Regions from separate parts of the Homo sapiens genome. Here all the other regions are linked to region 2. A link is a contact called in ENCODE Hi-C or POLR2A ChIA-PET data. All regions are on one chromosome and are shown on one strand. The core of a region is the stretch at or near the end of the contact, and the rest is flanking DNA. Distances in the headings are between cores, read along the strand shown. Region 1 holds the start of DHTKD1 (dehydrogenase E1 and transketolase domain containing 1). Region 2 holds the start of PHYH (phytanoyl-CoA 2-hydroxylase). Region 3 has its middle 68 kb from the start of CDC123. Region 4 holds the start of UPF2 (UPF2 regulator of nonsense mediated mRNA decay). Region 5 overlaps NMT2 (N-myristoyltransferase 2). Region 6 holds the start of MSANTD7 (Myb/SANT DNA binding domain containing 7).

The links. Hi-C counts contacts between places; a loop is a spot of excess contacts on that map. ChIA-PET counts read pairs that join two places held with the same protein, here RNA polymerase II (POLR2A). Pooled maps may share reads with other maps.
Region 1: a map of CD4-positive, alpha-beta T cell shows a loop between it and region 2 (14-fold over the local background). The contact joins the promoter of DHTKD1 here to the promoter of PHYH in region 2. A Hi-C loop is called at or near these places in 3 of 168 maps with a recorded cell type or tissue (B cell, CD4-positive, alpha-beta T cell and naive thymus-derived CD4-positive, alpha-beta T cell) and 11 of 50 pooled maps. POLR2A ChIA-PET finds 5 or more read pairs at or near these places in 3 of 52 experiments (Caco-2, H1 and activated T-cell).
Region 3: a map with no recorded cell type shows a loop between it and region 2 (21-fold over the local background). The contact joins the enhancer-like site here to the promoter of PHYH in region 2. A Hi-C loop is called at or near these places in 1 of 37 single-sample maps with no recorded cell type and 4 of 50 pooled maps. POLR2A ChIA-PET finds 5 or more read pairs at or near these places in 1 of 52 experiments (B cell).
Region 4: a loop to region 2 is called in a map of ascending aorta, with 10 times the contacts of the local background. The contact joins the promoter of UPF2 here to the promoter of PHYH in region 2. A Hi-C loop is called at or near these places in 2 of 168 maps with a recorded cell type or tissue (ascending aorta and naive thymus-derived CD4-positive, alpha-beta T cell) and 17 of 50 pooled maps. POLR2A ChIA-PET finds 5 or more read pairs at or near these places in 2 of 52 experiments (A549 and CD4-positive, alpha-beta T cell).
Region 5: a pooled map shows a loop between it and region 2 (5-fold over the local background). The contact joins the enhancer-like site here to the promoter of PHYH in region 2. A Hi-C loop is called at or near these places in 1 of 50 pooled maps. POLR2A ChIA-PET finds 5 or more read pairs at or near these places in 2 of 52 experiments (CD4-positive, alpha-beta T cell and activated B cell).
Region 6: a loop to region 2 is called in a map of naive thymus-derived CD4-positive, alpha-beta T cell, with 16 times the contacts of the local background. The contact joins the promoter of MSANTD7 here to the promoter of PHYH in region 2. A Hi-C loop is called at or near these places in 1 of 168 maps with a recorded cell type or tissue (naive thymus-derived CD4-positive, alpha-beta T cell), 1 of 37 single-sample maps with no recorded cell type and 11 of 50 pooled maps. POLR2A ChIA-PET finds 5 or more read pairs at or near these places in 1 of 52 experiments (CD4-positive, alpha-beta T cell).

What each region holds. Positions count from the first base shown.
Region 1 is chr10:12,067,233-12,070,485 of GRCh38, reverse strand. DHTKD1 (dehydrogenase E1 and transketolase domain containing 1) reads right to left here and starts at 1,532. Exons shown (of 17, transcript NM_018706.7): 1 at 1,299-1,532. The coding sequence starts at 1,452. RefSeq lists silencers at 1,197-1,356, 1,457-1,506.
Region 2 is chr10:13,297,942-13,301,446 of GRCh38, reverse strand. PHYH (phytanoyl-CoA 2-hydroxylase) reads left to right here and starts at 1,383. Exons shown (of 9, transcript NM_006214.4): 1 at 1,383-1,479; 2 at 3,202-3,260. The coding sequence starts at 1,405. It overlaps LOC124902377 (a long non-coding RNA gene), which reads right to left and starts at 1,258. Exons shown (of 2, transcript XR_007062056.1): 1 at 1,041-1,258. RefSeq lists enhancers at 1,057-1,196, 1,773-2,393 and a silencer at 1,377-1,796.
Region 3 is chr10:12,262,821-12,265,842 of GRCh38, reverse strand. No RefSeq gene overlaps it. Among named protein-coding and RNA genes, the nearest start is that of CDC123, 68 kb to the right of the region's middle. RefSeq lists enhancers at 1,154-1,253, 1,128-1,666 and silencers at 1,474-1,533, 2,104-2,153. Within about 2 kb of position 1,267, at least 24 of the 41 ENCODE cell types and tissues checked have a DNase peak (open chromatin) inside an H3K27ac peak, as active enhancers do; they include B cell, where a contact is called at or near this core.
Region 4 is chr10:12,041,288-12,044,306 of GRCh38, reverse strand. UPF2 (UPF2 regulator of nonsense mediated mRNA decay) reads left to right here and starts at 1,498. Exons shown (of 22, transcript NM_015542.4): 1 at 1,498-1,552. It overlaps LOC105376416 (a long non-coding RNA gene), which reads left to right. Exons shown (of 3, transcript XR_930666.2): 3 at 346-508. RefSeq lists enhancers at 1,081-1,330, 2,501-2,590 and silencers at 1,771-1,910, 1,931-1,980.
Region 5 is chr10:15,122,498-15,125,570 of GRCh38, reverse strand. All of the region lies in intron 8 of NMT2 (N-myristoyltransferase 2), which reads left to right. Among named protein-coding and RNA genes, the nearest start is that of RPP38, 27 kb to the right of the region's middle. RefSeq lists enhancers at 1,470-1,609, 2,516-2,695. Within about 2 kb of position 1,715, at least 4 of the 41 ENCODE cell types and tissues checked have a DNase peak (open chromatin) inside an H3K27ac peak, as active enhancers do.
Region 6 is chr10:14,836,588-14,839,850 of GRCh38, reverse strand. MSANTD7 (Myb/SANT DNA binding domain containing 7) reads right to left here and starts at 1,545. Exons shown (of 5, transcript NM_001378785.1): 1 at 1,392-1,545. CDNF (cerebral dopamine neurotrophic factor) reads left to right here and starts at 1,814. Exons shown (of 4, transcript NM_001029954.3): 1 at 1,814-2,019. The coding sequence starts at 1,905. It overlaps HSPA14 (heat shock protein family A (Hsp70) member 14), which reads right to left and starts at 1,545. Exons shown (of 14, transcript NM_016299.4): 1 at 1,392-1,545. The coding sequence starts at 1,448. RefSeq lists an enhancer at 1,262-1,501 and a silencer at 1,652-1,761.

The DNA of each region.
Region 1 (3,253 bases), core at 283-2,782, 1.2 Mb after region 2:
GACAGAGATATGAGGTTTATTTTAAATGCCCTCCGAAGTGAAGAGCAAAATATTGAAGTTCTAGTGTGTGATTGATGGAACATTCCAAGGTCAGGTGCCCAGATGCCGAAGGGGATCTTCAACATTAATCTAATGATCAGATCAAAGATGCCAAATGATTTTCCTCTAATAAGCAATCTGTACTTATCTTCTACTCCGTGAGGATAAATAATGATACAATAATTTTGGAGCGTAAACCAAATACTCAAAATTAGTCTCGCAAATGAGCATGCAACAGAAGTTCCAAAAGCTGATATTCATGACTGTTAATTCATTAAAACCACCAGCACATATCAAGGTGTCAATAGAGTGGCTAAAAGGAAAAGAAAGAAACCCCACCAGCACATAGTTCCAAATTCAGCAGAGTTAAGAGTTAAACTCTGAAATTAAAGTAACAGACTAGCTACAAGGAGACAAATACATAATAAATATCATGCTGTCTTCCAAGACTGGAACTAACTGCCCACTTCTCCCAAGCAATGCAGTCTTGGACCCCCCCACCTGCTCACATAAAAGAAGCCTCAGAGATGGTCCTGGAAATGTATCCTTGGGAGACCTTAAAACTTTACTTCTCCCACAGCTCCGCCTCATTAAAGAGCTGGTTTTCTAGGCTGGGTGCAGTGGCTCAGCCTGTAATCCCAACACATTGGGAGGCCGAGGCTGCAGGATCAGCTTGAGCTCAAGAGTTCAAGACCAGCCTGGGCAACATGGTGGGACCCCATCTCTACTAAAAATGAAAAAAAAAAAAAAAAAAAAAAAAAAGCTGGGCGTGGTCATCCCTCTGTGTCCCCAGCTACTCGGGACGCTGAGGTGGAAGGATAGCCTGAGCCCAGGAGTTCGAGGCTGCAGGGAGCTGTGGTCGCAGCACTGCACTCCAGCCTGGGCCACAGAGCGAGACTCCGTCTCAAAAAAAAAAAAAAAAAAAAAAGGAAACAAAAAGAGAAAGAAAAAAAGAGTTTCTCACACGTTTCCAACAAAGGAAAGAAAAGCCCTTCCGAAACCAGGTCCGGACCAGCAAGATGGGAAGACCACCCAAGCGTGGACCTCAAAGATCCTCAGTTACAGAGGATGGACGGGGGATGACCCCAACACTGAGCACCCACACCTACCCTCTGCTCCCCTCACCTCCCCCTCCTCCCCACCGGCCGCGCGTTCAGGCCGGCAGCCGGTTCCCCGACCCCGACACCCCACCGCAAATCGGCCAGGGGAGGCTTCTGCGTCCCAGCCCCCGCTCCCACCGCCCGGGCCCCATCCCCGACCTGGGGGGCGCTCCAGGGCGCCCTGGGGCTCGCGGCTCTCGGGCTTCCTCGGCCGGTAGCCGTAAACGCCCCGCTCGGTCTGGTAGCCACGCCAGAAGAGAGGGAGAGCCCGGCCGAGGCCCCGTCGTGCTGCTGCCGCAGTAGCAGAGGCCATGTTCACCAGATGTCCCGGCCAGCATGCTAAGGCGGGAGCCCGAGGGGATCCCACCGGCCCTGGTAAATCCGGGACTCGTCAGAGGCGGCCGGAGCCCCGCCCCCAGACAACGCCCCCGCGCCTGATTGGCCGACGGGCCGGACCCTGGAAGCCAATCCGTGGCAGCGGCACTCACAGCGAAGCGACGCCCAGGATTGGGGCGGGCTTCCAGGGCGGTTCCGGCGGCTGAGACCGCCCTGCTCCACCGCAGGGCGGGGCAAGTAAGTGTTCCGCGGGGCGGCACCTGCTCCCAGTACGAAACAGGATGTAGCTGCAGCGCCTGTAGTCTCCCGCCAGGAGTGTTTACCCATCACGCCTCTGCCCAACCGCATAGACACAGTCTAGGGTGTCTGTTACAGAAAGGACAAATTAGCCACAGGGTGGATAGGAAATGGCTAGGACTGAGACCAAGGGACGCAAAAAGCAAAGGTTACTTAGCGCAGCTACAAAATCAATACCCCTAATTTTTTTGTTTTCTTAAGAAACATTAACAGAGGCCGGGCGCGGTGGCTCACGCCTGTAATCCTAACACTTTGGGGGGCCACAGCGGGAGGATCATCTGAGGTCAGGAGTTTGAGACCAACCTGTCCAACATGGCGAAAACCCATCTCTACTAAAAATACAAAAATTAGGTCGGGCGCGGTGGTTCACGCCTGTAATCCCAGCACTTTGGGAGGCCGAGGCGGGCGGATCACCTGAGGTCGGGGGTTCGAGACCAGTCTTACCAACGTGGAGAAACCTCGTCTCTACTAAAAATACAAAATTAGCCAGGCGTAGTGGTGGGTGCCTGTGGTCCCAGCTACTCGGGAGGCTGAGACAGGAAAATCGCTGGAACCCGGGAGGTGGAGGTTGCGGTGAGTTGAGATGGCGCCATTGCACTCCAGCCTGGGCAACAAGAGCGAAACTCCGTCTCAAAAAAAACAGAACAAAAACAAACAAACAAACGAACAAAAAAAAAAAAACAAAACAGGCTGCAGTGGCTCATGCCTGTAATCCCAACACTCTGGGAGGCCCTCTGGGAGGCCAAGGAGGGCGGATCACGAAGTCAGGAGTTCGAGACCATCATGGCTACTATGGTGAAACCCCGTCTCTACTAAAAATACAAAAATTAGCCGAGTGTGGTGGCGGGTGCCTGTAGTCCCAGCTACTCGGGAGGCTGAGGCAGAAGAATCGCTTAAACCCTGGAGGCAGAGGTTGCAGTGAGCCAAGATCGTGCCCACTGCACTCCAGCCTGGGCGACAGAGCGAGACTCTGTCTCACAAACAAACAAAAAACATTAAGAGAGAAAGAAGGAAATAGGGTAAAGGGAGCAGGGAAGAAAGGGATAAGAGTCAAAAGAAACTGGACATGAACGATTAGTTGGTCTGTCTCTGAGTGAGTTTCCCAAATGATTTTTTTTCTGTGGCTTACTTTTAACTTTGCCAGTATGGTAGGAGAGAGAGTCTGCATCCTTACCTGGTTAGTCATCCTTCGTTCCAGTAAGCTGTGCAGCTATACCCCAAACTCCTAGGAATATTATACATACAAGCCCAAGACATCCTCCTTCTTACTCATTCAACCAGTACACTCATAAAGCACTCTGCTGGGTTACAAAGATTAATAAGGCACAGTTTCTGCCCTTAGTTCCCAGTCTAGCTGTAGATAGAACTCAGCACACAGGATGATAGATTATATAATGTAGGCACATGTAAGTGCCCCCTGCAAGCACAGGAGCGTCATCCAGCACAGCTACTGTAGCTGGGACCCCTTAGGTCCACACTTT
Region 2 (3,505 bases), core at 134-2,633:
ACGTGAAAGTTTAGTGAGAGATCGAGCAAGCGTGGGGAACATGACTGGGGGCTACAGGCAACAGCTAACAGAACAGAAAGTTTTGCAATGCTTCCTCATACAATGTCTGGAATTTTTATTTATTTAATTTATTGATTTATTTTTTATTTTTTTTGAGACGGAGTCTTGCTCTGTCGCCCAGGCTGGAGTGCGGTGGCGCCATCTCGCTCACTGCAAGGTCCGCCTCCTGGGTTTACACCGTTCTCCTGCCTCAGCCTCCTGAGTAGCTGGGACTACAGGCGCCCGCCACGACGCCCGGCTAATTTTTTTGTAGATCAGGTGTTCTCACTATGTTACCCAGGCTGCTTTCGATCTATAGCGATCCTGAGCTCAAGCGATCCTCCTGCCTCGGCCTCCCAAAGTGTTGGAGTTACGGGCGTGAGCCACCGCACCCGGCTAAAAACCTGTTTGTTTGTTTGTTTGTTTGTTTAGAGACGGAGTCTTGCCCTGTCACCCAGGCTGGAATGCAGTGGCGCCATCTCGCTGACTGCATCCTCCGCCTCCCGGTTGCAAGTGATTCTCTTGCCTCAGCCTCCCCAGTAGCTGGGATTACAGGCGTGCGCCACAACACTCAGCTAATTTTTGTATCTTTAGTAGAGACGGGTTTTCACCAAGTTGGCCAGGCTGGTCTCGAACTCCTGACCCCGTGATCCGCCTGCCTTGGCCTCCCAAAGTGCTGGGATTACAGGCGTGAGCCACCGCGCCCGGCAAACTTTTTGTTTAAATCGGAGATTTTATTCTTTCAGCTGTCAGTGGAAGGAGCAGTCACGTAGGGTTAAACAGATGGAAGCCATGACGTTAGGAGAGTGAGTGAGGTCCCAGCCCAGCCACTTGTCACTGTGTGACCTCGGCCTGGTCACTGGGCCCCCGAGCTTCGGTGCGGCAGGGAGGGTCCTGGTGATGGAACAGAAACAGGGTGCGGGGCAGGGGTAATGACTCACGCCTGTAGTCCCAGCACTTTGGGAGGTCGAGACGGGAGGCGGGGGGAGTTTGAGACCCACCTGGGCAACGTAGCGAGACCCCATCTCTACAAAAAATAAAAATTAGCCCAAGAGTTCAAGGCTGCAGTGAGCTATGATCGCGCACTGCACTCCAGCCTGGGCGACAGAGCAAGATCTTGTTTCTTTTTAAAAAGAAAGAAAATAAAGGACGGAAGGATCATGGTGTGGGGAGGACTTCAGCCCCGGGCGGTTGCCCGGCGCGCGGACTCTAGCGGACTAGGGCTCCCCAGCAGCCCGGCCCGCGAGCTGGCACCGCCCGGAATCCCGCTTACGTCCAGTCCGGGGCGGCGCCTGGAGGCGGAGCCGCCCGCTGGGCTAAATGGGGCAGAGGCCGGGAGGGGTGGGGGTTCCCCGCGCCGCAGCCATGGAGCAGCTTCGCGCCGCCGCCCGTCTGCAGATTGTTCTGGGCCACCTCGGCCGCCCCTCGGCCGGGGCTGTCGTATCCTTTGGGCTGCGCGGGGCTCGGGCTGGATCCGGCGCCGGCGCCGCCGCCTGAGTGGTGGCCCTGGTCCGGGTGGAGGCCTCGGGGTCGCACGCTTCGCAGCCCCAGCGCCTCCTCGCTCAGCGCCGCGTCCCCGCCTGGGTCGCGTCTCTTCCAGGAGCCGGGGAGCGGGGAAGAGGCTGCGTCCCCCGAGGACACGCGCGGCCGCCCTGGGGTCGGGGCAATTGCCGCGTTGCCCTGCCCTCCGGGATCCCTGGGGGCCTCTGCTCCTCTCTTTGTGGAGACGTCGTTTCACCGGCGGCGCGTGACCCCGGCAGCTGTCCAGAGACCCAGAGATGTCCAATCACAGGCGCACGGTGCACAGGCGCGCAGGGCTGCCTGGAACCGGCCCAGGCAGGCAGTGACCGGGACCTCTCCGGAGGGGAGAGGACGGTGCCCTCCCGGGCAGGAGCTGGCCAGGCAGGCGCTGCCCAGGGCGGCCTCCCTGCTGGACTACGGCATTGCCACTGAGTTATATAAAGACACTATTTGGGGAAGGACAGCGGGTGAGGACTGGCGCGGCGGCACACGCCTTGCCTGTTGTCTCGGCTCTTCTGGGGGCCAAGGCCAGGAGTCCAGGGTTACAGTGAGCCGTGATGGCCAGTGCGTTCCAAAAGAGAGAAACAGAGAGAAAGAAAGGATAACATGTTAATTGATGAGAGTGACATTCCGAAAGTAACCGATTAAGCTAAAGAAACAATGCAATTCTATGTCAACTCTCTGCAGTTACCGGATAGAAAGGAGATCTTTAAAAGGAATTTCTAGGGTTTTGCTTTTTTGGTTTTTTTTTTTTTTTGAAACAGGGCCTCACTCTGTCACCCAGGCTGGAGTGCAGTAGTGGTACGATCTCGGCTCACTCCTGGGCTCAAGAGATCCTTCCACCTCAGCCTCCTAAGTAGTTGGGACTACAGGGTTGCGCCACGATGCCAGGCGAATTTATGTTGTTGTTGTTATTGTTGTTATTATTATTATTATTATTATTATTATTATTATTATTATTATTTTTGAGACGGAGTCTTGCTCTGTGGTCAGGCTGGAGTGCAGTGCCGCACTCTGCAATGTCGGCCCACTGCAACCTCCGCCTCCCAGGTTCAAGCCATTCCCCTGCCTCAGCCTCCCAAGTGTAATTTGTATTATTATTATTAGTAGTAGTAGTAGTAGCAGTAGTAGTAGTAGTAGTAGTAGTAGTAGTAGTAGTAGTAGTAGTGGTGGTAGTTTTTTTTCTGAGATGGAGTCTCTCTCTGTTGCCCAGGCTGGAATGCAGTGGCCTGATCTCAGCTCACTGCAATCTCCACCTCCCAGGTTCAAGCAATTCTCCTGTCTTAGCCTCTCCAGTAGCTGGGATTACAAATGAACGCCACCACGCCTGGCTAATTTTTGTATTTTTAGTAGAGATGGGGTTTCACCATATTGGTCAGGCTGGTCTCGAAATCCCGACCTCAGGTGATCCATCCGCCTCGGCCTCCCAAAGTGCTAGGATTACAAACGTGAGCCACCGCCCCCGGCCTAATTTGTATTTTTAGTAGAGATGGGGTTTCACCATGTTGGCCAGGCTGGTCTCGAACTCCTGAGCTCAAGTAATCCTCCTGCCTCAGCCTCCCAAAGTGCTGGAATTACAGGCATGAGCCACCGTGCCTGGCCTTCTATATTTTACTTTATTTGCCTTAATTCACATCCTAGGTAGCTCATCCCACTTCAGGGACTATTTCCTCTGCCAGTTTCCATCCTCAACAATTCCAGTAAGTAGTTTGAGTTTTGATTTTGAAATATATTATGTATATAAAAGTTTCTTGAGTGGTAATGAAGATATACCACATAATATGTTACCTGATTAGAATTTTATTATACAAATCCTCTGTTTCCAGGACTTATTCTAATTAGTGCACTTGTGGAAAATTTTGGAGACCGACTAATTTTCTGTATGTATTTTAAGATTCAGAAAGAAGGAAAAATACCAGAAAATACATAATCCGACATTTATTTA
Region 3 (3,022 bases), core at 18-2,517, 1.0 Mb after region 2:
GCTACATGGCAACCGGGCAGTGCTGTCAGAGTTCTGTGTCATTTCTGGGCCACACGCCCCACACCCCATTCTCTCCTCTTGCATTACAAAGGCTACGTCCCTTCCCACAGCTACCTTTCCACAAGTGTTCAAAACCACGTGAAGGTCAGACTCCTTTGATTTCTAAATCATGCCCTTAGCCAAGATTGAACTTCCAATAGAGAAAATTTTAGGTTTGCTTTCATGTGTGAGGTGAAATGACTGTCCCTTTGTCAGAGGCGTTTGAACCAGAGCAACTCCATCTTAAACAGGAGCTGGGTAAAATAAGGCTGAGACCTACTGGGCTGCATTCCCAGATGGTTAAGGCATTCTAAGTCACAGGATAAGATAGGAGATCCGCACAAAACACAGGTCATAAAGACCTTGCTGATAAAACAGGTTGCAGTAAAACAGTGGCCAAAACCAACATGGCGAGGACAGTGTCCTCTGGTGGTCCTCACTGCTACACTCCCACCAGCGCTATGACAGTTTACAAATGCCAAGGCCACATCAGGAATTACCCTGTATGGTCTAAAAAGGGGAGGCATGAATAATCCACCGCTTGTTTAGCGTATCATCCAGAAATAACCATAAAAATGGACAACCAGCAGCCCCCTGCGCTACTCTATCTATGGAGTAGCCATTCTTTTATTTCTCTACTTTCTTAATAAACTTCCTTTCACTTTACTCTATGGACTCGCCCTGAATTCCTTCTTGTGCGAGGGTCTCTTGGGGTCTAGATCGGGACCCCTTTCCGGTAACACCTTAGATTTAAGAGTTCAGGTTCATCCTTCCTTTGTCAGGAATAAGTATCATAAGCAACACAGCCTTTGCTTGTTGCTAGTTCTTTTTTTTTTTTTTTTTTTTTTTTTTTTTTTTTTTGAGATGGAGTCTCGCTCTGTCACCCATGCTGGAGTGTAGTGGTGTGATCTCGGCTCACTGCAACCTCCACCTCCCAGGCTCAAGCGATTCTCCTGCCTCAGCCTCCCCAGTAGCTGGGATTACAGGCGCGAGCCACCGCGCCCGGACACAGCCTCTGCTAGTTCTGCCACTGATCTTCCCACAGGTACATTAAGGAAACTCAGTGTTTGGCGCTTAAACAAATCAACAACAACAAAGCATGGTAGAGAGAAGGCCCAGAGCACCACCCTCCCACGCTGTCCCTCGGGAGCTGAGGGGAAAACACCCAATGCCTTCAGAGACCAGCTGCACTAAACCGCCTTCTCAGAATGAGGGAGGAGCTACTGGCTTGGGGATGTCTCCAGAGCACATTTCTAGAAACACTTGAGAATACGAGAGAAAGAGAATACGAGAGGAAGGCCTAGGTCACTGAAAGCACAGGGAGCAATTTAGGCTTTTGTCTCGGTGTAAATGACATCGTGAGCCGTGCCCCCGCCCCTGCTCGTGGCCTGAGGGCCTGGGGGAGGGCGGGCATCCACCTGGCACTGGCGGCCTCGGCCTTCACCGCCGCACGCGCGGCGCCATCTTGTGGCCCATCCCTTTCCCAGGCTGGAAGCAGCCACAGGCCGATTCTTCCAGCCTTACAAATTCTGTGAAGTACAGTATTTAGACTATTTTTGATTAGTTTAAGAAAACAGCATGGCCAGGCGCGGTGGCTCACGCCTGTAATCCCAGCACTTTGGGAGGCCGAGGCAGGTGGATCACCTGAGGTCAGGAGTTCGAGACCAGCCTGACCAATATGATGAAACCCCATCTCAACTAAAAATACAAAAATTAGCCAGGCGTGGTGGCACACGCCTGTAATCCCAGCTACTCGGGAGGCTAAGGCAGGAGAATCGCTTGAACCCGGGAGGTGGAGGTTGCAGTGAACTGAGATGGCACCACTGCACTCAGCCTGGGCAACAAGAGCGAAACTCTGTCTAAAAGAAAAAAAAGAAAACAGCATTATGCTCAACAAATTAACGCAGAAACGGAAAACCAAATACCGCATATTCTCACTTATTAAGTGGCAGCCAAACATAGGGTACACATGGGCGGAAGGAGGGGAACAAGACACTGGGGACTCCCAGAGGGGAGAGGGAGGGAGAGGGGAAGGCGTGAAAAACGACCTGTTGGTTACTGTGCTCACGACCTGGATGAGGGCTTCAGTCACACCCTAAACCTCAGCATCCCGCAATATACCCTTGTCACAAACCTGCACATGTACTTCCCAATCTAACATAAAGGTGAAATTTTAAAATCAAAAAAGAAAGACAGCTTCAGCTTCCACTTCTTAGTTGAAAAAGAGTCCATGACACATGTTCCATTGGATCTAACAGTTAATAAATATTCACTGCGACTTCCCCCACCCCAAAGTCAGCAATCATAAAATAGGAAGAAAATTTGAGGAAGGAGTTTGACAGTTCTGCAAAAATAAAAAATAAAAAGTTTTTTAAAATGAGAATTATGTACGGGCACAGTGGCTTATGCCTGTAACCCCAGCACTTTGGGAGGCCAAGATGGCTGATCACTTGAGGTCAGGAGTTGGAGACCAGCCTGGCCAATATGGTGAAACCCCATTTCTACTAAAAATACAAAAATTAGCCAGATGTCGTGGTGTACCTCTTTGGTCCCAGCTACTCAGGAGGCTAAGGCAGGAGAATTGCTTGAATTCAGTAAGTGGAGGTTGCAATGAGCCGAGATTGTGCCACTCCATTCTAGCCTGGGCGACAGAGCTAGACCCTGGCTCAAAAAACAAAAACAAAAATTATTTTTCTTTCTTTGAGAAAAAAAACCTTCATCTAGAGGTTCAAGCCATAAGACTATGTTGTACCAGCTCATGTCTGAATGGTTTAAAAGGGAAGAGAATTTTTCCAGACATAGTCATGGATAGGTTGGTTTCAGACAGACAACCTGAAATGAACCTGAGGTTTGGGTTTGTCTATTAACTGTTTTTATTTTGAGAAAGAATTAACCAGAGCTGTCTGCATGAATCTTAATGTAAACGATGCAGCTGTCCCATTTACTTAGGAAAAAGATCACACAATTGACTGTACCTGCAGAA
Region 4 (3,019 bases), core at 249-2,748, 1.3 Mb after region 2:
TTCCCAAAGTGCTGGGATTACAGGCGTGAGCCACCGTGCCCGGCCTTCATCTTTCTCTTTCACTATCCTTTAAATGACTGACCTATGTGTAGTGTATAAAAAATATATATTTTTAAATACAGGAAGCAGCAACACTCAGTATGAGAGGATAATTTGCGTGCTAAGAGTAAATGGGGAAGCAAACAGTAAATAGAGGCAAATGGGCAAAGGTTGAGTCATAGGGAACCTGGACTTGCCTCAAGTATTTGTGGTTGGTAGTAGTTCATTACGTGGGCTTGGGCACCAGGTGGGGCCCCCTCAAGTCAAGCAAACGTCAAGACCAGTTTCGCACCCTTGTTCCTCTAGCTCCGGACCAGCCAGAGCCACCTACTCGGATCATGTTGGCAGAACCCAGTACTGTTTCGAGGCCAGATGCACCATTTCAGCAATTCAGGAGGAAATAAGCAGTGTGGATAAACTGATACCCATTTTTGAAAGTCGGCCTGGGTTCGCATTCAGAAGAAATGTCGACGCTAGCCATTTTTTTTTTAAAATGGGTGATTTGATAACTCAGGGAAGTCTTGCCACTGTAATTTTTAAAAGTTTGCTTGCTAGAACCAGGTACTTTCTAAGAAGTGTATGGAAAAAGCCTTGATTCTTCTTCGCCCTGGGTGGTTTTTACGTCGAACACCTAGAAGTGCTTCTGGAAATCCCCCCGCAGGACTTTCGATGTCTTTTAGGGCATTCTTAAGACTAGACCCATTCCTAAGCGACTCCCACCTCCCAAACCAGCCATATGGTTTAGTTTCTCCAGTTTCCAATTTTCTAAATCTTCAACGTCTCCCCTCGAATTAGTCCAATCAAACTTTCTCTTCTTAGACCTCTTCCTTAGGTTCGCACCAGGAAACGCCCAGGAGAATCACGTGGCCGGGCTTGTCCTTAATGGCGCTCCGTAACCCTCCCACTATTCCACCACACTTCCTCGCCTCCCGTGAGCTCCGCCCCGCCCCATTCGCGCTTCCCACCCCCATCCCCCGCGAAGCGCCTGCGCCTGCGCAGCTCCAATTCAGGCGCTTTCCCTTTCCTGGCGACCAATCCACTTCCTGCCTCGGGTCCTCGGAACACTCCACCCCTCCGCTGGGGCCCTGGTTTGAGGTGCTGGTAGTGGCTACCTTACGTATTGCCAGTCTGAAAAATTCGCTCTTCTCATCGACTGGGGAATTTGAAAGAGCTGTTAAGTGAATGGCACTCATATGAGCCTTTGCCCCGGACCCGCCACCCCAGAGTCAAGCTGAGGGCATCGGCATGCCGCAGGGAAGACGATCAGGACTGTTTTTAATCGGGCAGTCGCGCGGATGGCCTTTTCCCTCTCGCCTCCTTCCGCCCCGCCCCCACTCTCAGCCCGGCCGCGCTGGTGAGTGGCGGGCGGGAGGGCTGGCGGGCGGAGGGAGGAGGGGGAGCTGAGGGAAGGCGGGCCCTCGGCTGCGAGATAGGTGGGGGGAGGGGAGGGGAGAGCCCGAGCGCTGGAGTTGGTGCTGGGAAACCCGGGGCTAATGTTGACAACAGGCTCGAGGTGAGTCCCGGGGATCCTCCTTCCCCTCCGCTCCAACGATCGGGAGGAAATGGGGCTGGGGGGCACCGGCCTAGACTCCTACTCCCTGGGGGACCCCAGAGGCGACTCCACACTCCAGCTCTCCGGGGTCGGCGAGCAGTGGAGGGACCGCGGGTCCGGCGTCGTTCTCCTCAGACCCCCTGTCTCCGAGGCTCCCATCAACGCGGGAGCCCCCGGGCCGGGCCATGCTTGGGGGGCGGTGGAGGAGGTGCCTGCCCCACATGCCTGGGCCGGGCCTCGAGACTGGAGGCGGGGAGCCCGCGGTGGAGGGGCGAAAGTGTTCGGGGGCGTGGAGGAGAGCGAGGGGAGGTCGGGGGAAGCTCCTCGAGAGCCGGGAGGGAAGCGAGGGCGAGAAAGTGGGGAGGGCGCGTGTGTGGGAGGCTGCGGAGTGGGGAGACCGGCCGGGAAGGCTTCTGTGGCGAGGGAGTGTGGGGCGAGAAGTTGGGGTTGGGGCAGCGATGGTCCGCGAAGGTGACCGTGGATACCTGTGGGAAGGGGAGTTGTGTCGGGGAAGTGTGGTGGGTTTAGAGGTTCCTACACCACCAGAGCAGGGGTTTGTAGGAGAGGTATGTGTAGGGGAAGGGGCTTGGGGTGTATCTGGGGATGGTGGGCATGGGCTGTTTGGTTGACTTCCTTTTAATCACATAGGCTGGTTGATTCTTCACTTTACCTTCACCTCTTCAAGGCGCCAAGCACTCTCTTCTTGCTAGGACTGTTGGACTAAGGAAGTGATCACAGGATATTTGGTCCCCAGGTTGGCAGAGCAGAGCCAGCTGGGTCCACGCTGGGGTGATCGGACCTTCAGCTCTCTTGCTCATCTTAGAGGACTTACACGACACGAAACGATGCATCAGATCAAAGTGAAACCCTCGCTGACGCTTTATCTCATTTCCATAGTTCTTAGGTGTTCCTTAACATCGTCAGTCTCCTCATTTGTGAGCTGGTACAATTTCTAACAGTTCTTAATACGTCCTTTATACTAAGGATGTTCTTTAAAAAATAAAGTCAGAAACTGGGAGATAGTGTTCCTGTGCTGTTCTGTCCTGACAGCATTTTGAATAAGAGAATTGAAAGGTAAAACCGCATTCTCTCATACTGGAGTGTTTTCGGAGCACTCTGATTGGGATTTCATACATAATCCATATGGTACTTTGCAAGGGAATGTCTTTAAAAGGGAAACACCCCCTTTTGTGCCCTCTTCCCCCCAATACACTCCATTGGTACTTCTAGTAAATTAGTTTTACTTTCTTTTGGAAGTTCAGAATGTATTTAGAATACCAAATAAAATATACAGTTCAAGTGACAGGACACTATTTTGGGAGCTAGGAAGGTGGTTTTAAAGCATGGTTTCCTTTTAAGGGTAGTCTGAATATAATTGTATTCAGCAAACTAATTTGTAACAGCTAATCGGATTCCAGTGAAAAGATC
Region 5 (3,073 bases), core at 466-2,965, 1.8 Mb before region 2:
CCAAATTTCAGTTTCTTGAACCTCAAGCAGCCTAGCTTATGTACAAGGAAAAGACACACTTACATGTAGGTTGCCTACAATGGAGTGAAGAATAAGGAGTTTTAGCACATACCATTGGTTTACTCACAATGATTTTCTTAAAGTGCTAAAGCTATTTTTGACTTGACTCCATTCATCAGCCTTAATATTTTTGTACAAGAGTCAATCTTCTCCTGGGTATAGGCGTGTATTATGAAACCAGACTGTGGCATCTTACTTCCAGTGAACCTGGGTTCCTGGTAGCAGTCCTGTTCCAGTCGTGCTGTGATAGTGACTGCCTTTCCCCCACCCATAAATTGAAGGTTATGAAGTGCTTTCAAATACATTATTCAATTTATTCTCACAGCAACCTTTTGAAGTTAGTACTTCTTATCCCCATTTTACAGATGAAGAAACTGAGGTATGTGACAGTTGGCACTTAGGCGAGGATGTGTTAATATCACCAAGTGGAGGGCTTGGGATGCAGGCCCCAGACCTCCATGTTTCCCTGTTAGCTCCCTCTGCCTCTGCCATCCCCTCTAACATTACCCACTATGGGGACACCATGGCTCAGCCCCACTGAATGTCTCACTGTGAGTACAGCATAAATCAAGGCAGAAAAGGACGATTGTCAAGATGCAAACAGTTCTCATTGGCTTGCCCCAGTCTCCTTTCCCCCTTTTAAGTCATAGGAAAGGAAAGGAAAATAAAGAGTAAATTAATAGAATAAAAGAGAGATTAAAGTACAGATATTATGAAATTGGAAGGTGCTGGCAGCAGTCCCTTGGGTGTCTGCCTCTTGAGTTAAACTGGACAGAACTGCATACACCGGATGCCCCTTCCTCTCCTATGGGCCCAGATGGGTGATACCACTGCTAGCAGTCAAGTTATTTAAGAACATTTTTGTACCATTCAGCGTAAAAGCAAACTTATGGAATACAGCTTTTGCTGTATAGATCAATCTCATTTTCTGCTTCATTGTTACTCTTTTTGCTTGTAGGAGTGCCAGCTTTCTGTCTTTTTCATGGACTTTTGAATATAGGAGCTAACATTTATTGTGGCCGGCGTTATGCTCGACATTTAACAGCCGTAGTCTCATTTACTAATCACAACAGCCACAGGAGGATGGGTCCTTATCCCCATAGCACAGAAGGGGCCATGAGAACACAGATTGACTTGCTCAGAGTCTGCTGGCCAGAAGCAGAGCTGTCGCAGGGCCTGCGCCATTCACAACTGTTACCTAAAATACTAAGGTTTCCCCAAGAAACACGCCTTACGATGCCTCCCTACCCTTTCAGTGTTTGGGGAGATTTTATTTTGTTTTGTTTTTTTGATCTGGTGTTGAGTATTTCCAAGTTCGATTTTGCGCATCTGTGTCAATGAGCTGAAAGGTAATTTGATGTTGATAAAAAGCAGAAGTCAGAGAATGATCCACTAAGGTCTTAGCACTGTGCTGCAAGGAGGGTGTGCTTGCTTAGACATGTCGAGGCATATAAGGTGTTCTATATTTAGTGGCATTAGATGGTTTTTTTAGTGGTTAGCATTCTGTTTGCTCCTTTTTGAATCATATAAATAACCATAATCATTGCTTACATCTCTTCTCTGGAATCTTGGCTCTCAAACGGTTTGTACCACAACTTGACAGATAACAACACTACTGTTTTTTAATAGAGCTCTGAGCTTCATTTCCTTATGTACTTATAAGCAGATTTTACACAGATTTCAATCTACGTAGAGGCCCATGAATCATGCATATTAGTTGGGCCATGGGAAAGGATATCTGATTCAGATACAGAGTTTGCTTATGAAACTGAGATTTTTCTTATTTACTGGAAATGATTCTCTGCATTTTATTGAACTCTCAGAAAACATGACCGCTTCACTATTCCATTATACGGAAGCTAGCCATTTTAATGTAAGCCCAATAGCCTTCCTGGTTCTTTCTGAGGACAATAGTTATAATTTGAGTGTTTGTTTTGCTTTTCAAAAGTTATTTCTTTTTTTTTTTTTTTTTTTTTTTTCTGTGAGACGAAGTCTCGCTTTGTCGCCAGGCTGGAGTGCAGTGATGCGATCTTGGCTCACTGCAACCCCCGCCTCCTGGATGCAAGCAATTCTCCTGCCTCAGCCTCCTGAGTAGCTGGGACTACAGCCACGTGCCACCACACCCAGCTAATTTTTGTATTTTAGTCCATGTTGGCCAGGATGGTCTCGATCTCTTGACCTTGTGATCCGCCTGCCTCAGCCTCCCAAAGTGCTGAGATTACAGGTGTGAGCCACCGTGCCTGGCAGTATTTCATTCTTACACAGATTATTTTAGCTATTAGTCAGCAAATGTAAATATTCTTACCCTGTTTTCTAGGACTTTCTGTTTTTTATAGCTGGTACATCCTGGTGTGCTCTTATGCTTTAATGCTTCTATAAAAATTTGTTCAAAATGCTTATAAGTTGCCAAACTTATGATACTTTTTACCTGAATTTAGGCAACATATTGCTTGTCTAAATTCTGCTACTTATTTTTCTAACCTTTAGAGACCTAAGATAGCAGTTCTCAAAGTGTGGCCCAGGGACCTCTGGAAGTCCCCCAAGATCTTTGAATCTATGCAGTCATTTTTTTTTTTTAACTATTTTCATAATAACACTAGTATGTAATTTTTTCACTTTCATTCTCGTCTGAGTATACTGTGAAGTCTTCCAGAGGCCATGTGGCATGTGTATTTCTGTAGTCTTTTGTTTAAAAATGTTCTCAGTTTTGATTTCTAATGCGATAAGTGTGGATATGCATAACCCACATAAGCAAAGCTCTTTGGAGGTACTCAATCATTATTAACAGCGTAGGCCAGGTGCAGTGGCCCATGCCTGTAATCCCAGCACTTTGGGAGACCGAGGTGGGCAGATCACAAGGTCAGGAGATCGAGACCATCCTGGCTAGTACGATAAAACTGCATCTCTACTAAAAATACAAAAAATTAGCTGGGCGTGGTGGCACGTGCTTGTAATCCTAGCTACTTGGGAAGCTGAGGCAGGATCAAATCACTTGAACCCGGGAAGCAGAGGT
Region 6 (3,263 bases), core at 296-2,795, 1.5 Mb before region 2:
ATTTGTGCACCAGTGTTACTTTGCCATCTGTGTGGAAAGAAAAACTGCTATCTCAATATTTTAAACTTGCAAATTTAATTACCATTTAATTTCCTCGTTTTCATAGAAAGCCTATAATTCCATGAAGAACTGCCTCATGTTTTCAGTCTGCTCTGCAAAGTCAACAATTGAATCAAAAGTAATAACAACCTTTCTACACACAAAACGAAGGCTATTATTACGTTACCTTTCCTACCTCTCTTCCTTCTTACCATTACCATTTCTTTTTTTTTTTTTTTTGGACACGGAGTCTTGCTCCGTGGCCCAGGCTGGAGTGCAGACTGCAGTGCCAGATCTCGGCTCACTGCAACTTCCGCCTCCCGGGTTCAAGCCATTCTCATGCCTCAGCCTCCTGAGCAGCTGGGATTACAGGCGTTCCCGGCTAATTTTTAGTATTTTTAGTAGAGGCGGGGTTTCACCATGTTAGCCAGGCTGGTCTAGAACTCCTAACCTCACGTGATCCGCCTGCCTCGGCTTCCCAAAGTGCTGGGATTACAGGCGTAAGCCACCGCGCTGGGCCCCTTTCTTCCCATTTCTACAAATGAAGTAGTATTATTCCCTTTGGCTTTTCCTAACAAGTCATTTGACATTTAAACGCGGGACTAGTGGCAACGGAGTTCATGATTATCGTTTCTTCTGCCTCCCCACTGATGAGAGAAAGGCCACAAGTCCTGTCAGGCTCTCACTTCCAGAAAGGCCACCTCTGTAGACCACGCACCATCAACTGGCTTCACAGCCAGGCAGCTTTGCGGGACCATCAGCCCCAGCTCGACTGCAGCCTCCCCGCCCCTCCGGGACCTAGACGTTCGGGCCCAGCTCAGCGCGTTCTGCGGCCCTGCTGTCCCAGAGACCACCGCCTCCAAGTACCTCGCGGCCACAACTTTCCCAGGACCTCCCACCCGCGGGAATCCTGAGGCCCTGACGTCAGCGAGACCCCTTCCGGCATCCAGAGGCCAGGACGTCCCCGTGACCTCCCCCAAAATGCTCGCAGCCCCGCCGTCCCCGGGACCCCCCGGGACACCCAGCGGCCCCGCTGTCTCCGGGACCCCCCCGGGCACCCTGCAGCTACGTCGTCCCTGGGACCCCTCCGGGCATCCCGCCGCCATGACGCCCTGGGACCCCGCGCGTCTACATCGCCGCGAGCCTCCGCCGCGGAGTAGACGACTTTCCGGAGGAATCGCCAGGCGCGAGGCCGGGCCTGCCCGGCCCTTCGCTCCGGAGTGTCCTCGCGGCAACGCCACTCCACGACATCCCTAGGCCGGCGACACGCCGCTCTCAAGCCTGTGGATGACCCAGCGCCAGAAAACCGGGTGGCCGTCATGAAGCCCTAGCCCAGCTCCGCAGCCCCTCACCTTATAGACGGCCACACAGGCTGAGGTGCAGCCCAGGTGAACTCCGATGGCCGCCATGAGGCAGCAGGGACGGCAGCGGCAGGAATGAGGGGGTCCCCCAACAGCAACAGCTACCGGCCGCCCAACGGCCCCATCAGGCACCGCGGAGCTTCACGTTCCCGCCAGCCCCCTGCGTCCGGTCGGCCGCTACAGCCTCCCGCGTCGCCGCCAATCAGCGTGAAGGTTCCGCCTTTCTTCACGCGCAGTCCGCGAGTAGCTTCAGCGCGTCTCTGCGCTCCGCGGAAACTGCACAGTGCGCACGCGCAACCGGGGAGGGACGGGAAAAGGCTCCTACACTCCGCCCCCTTCCTATCCCTTCCTTGAGAGCCAATGGAAACTCTGTGTTCAGTTGCGTCATTTGTCCTGGCAACTACTGGCAGATTCTTTCCAACCTCGAATTCTGCTCAGCTCGCTTTGGCAGCTTGGTGGGCGGTGGGCGCGGGTGGCGGAGGCGATTGAAGCTGCTGGCCCAGCATGTGGTGCGCGAGCCCAGTTGCTGTGGTGGCCTTTTGCGCCGGGCTTTTGGTCTCTCACCCGGTGCTGACGCAGGGCCAGGAGGCCGGGGGGCGGCCAGGGGCCGACTGTGAAGGTGAGCGGTGTGACAACTGCTTGCATGGCGGCGGCCCCGCGCTGCGGCGCAGCAGCTGTCGGCTTTGGCTTCTCCTGGCCCTGGCTATAAATAACATTCCGCCCAGGAAATGCAGGCCCTGTCCCTCGTTTTAGATCGCCCAAGCCCAGCTCGAGTAAAAAGCTCAAGCCGGGCCTGGTGGTAACGTGAGGCCACGTTGTGGTTTTGCTGTGAATATTAAACTTCAGCAGTAAAAGCTGGTGGGTTTGTATTTGGATTAGAGTTTGTGCAAAGAATGCTAGATTCAGATGATACTGGCGCCAGATTGATTCTGCTGCTTCCAACCAGCAAGATTTGCCTCCCCTTGCACAGAAGACGTCTTTCAAGTCCAAGCTAGTTGGTGACTCCCCAAAGGAAAACAAAACATGGCATTGAGTTGAGTAGCTTAAATCAGAGGACATAGCTAATATTTGTTAGGACTCTGTAGGTGAAAATTGCTTTGCAAAGGAGTACACTGACTCCTTGGGAAAGAGAGGAATACAAAAGAGTGGTTCCTTTTTGTTCACGGTATCTCAGCTGTGAACTCGCAGTCAGAATACGTGAGTCTGTATCCCACCAAGTCCCCTAGCTCTGAGACTTTGGTTTTTGCAAAATCAGCGTACTTCACTTTAGAGATCTGTTAGCAAAGGCAAAGAAGGTAAGTGGCTATGCTAGCCCCTTCCTTCTGGACTCCTGTAGCGCTCACTCCATGTTTTACTGAAAATAATTAGTTTAAATGTATATGCCCTCAGCTGGAAAATATATCCCTAGTGAACAGGAAATTGTAGGTTCATCATATATGTTGAGTGAATGGATGGGTATAGTCGTACTAAAGTTGTGTTTTTGTTTGTTTTGTTGTTTTGTTTTTTGTTTTTGTTTTTGTTTTGAGACAGTCTCACTGTGTTGCCCAGGCCGGAGTACAGTGGCACAATCTTGGCTCACTGCAGCCTCCATCATCGGGTTCCAGCGATTCTCCTGCCTCAGCCTCCCAAGTAGCTGGTACTAAAGGCACCACCACCACGCCTGACTAATTTTTATATTTTTAATAGAGATGCAGTTTCACCATGTTGGCCAGACTGGTCTTGAACTCCTGGCCTCAGGTGATCGGCCCGCCTCAGCCTCCCAAAGTGCTGGGATTACAGGCGTGAGCCACAGCGCCCAGTCCTTAAAGTGTTAATAATTGGAGCCTGGCTTTCTATGAGCTCTGCAATAATTAAACTTTTCTC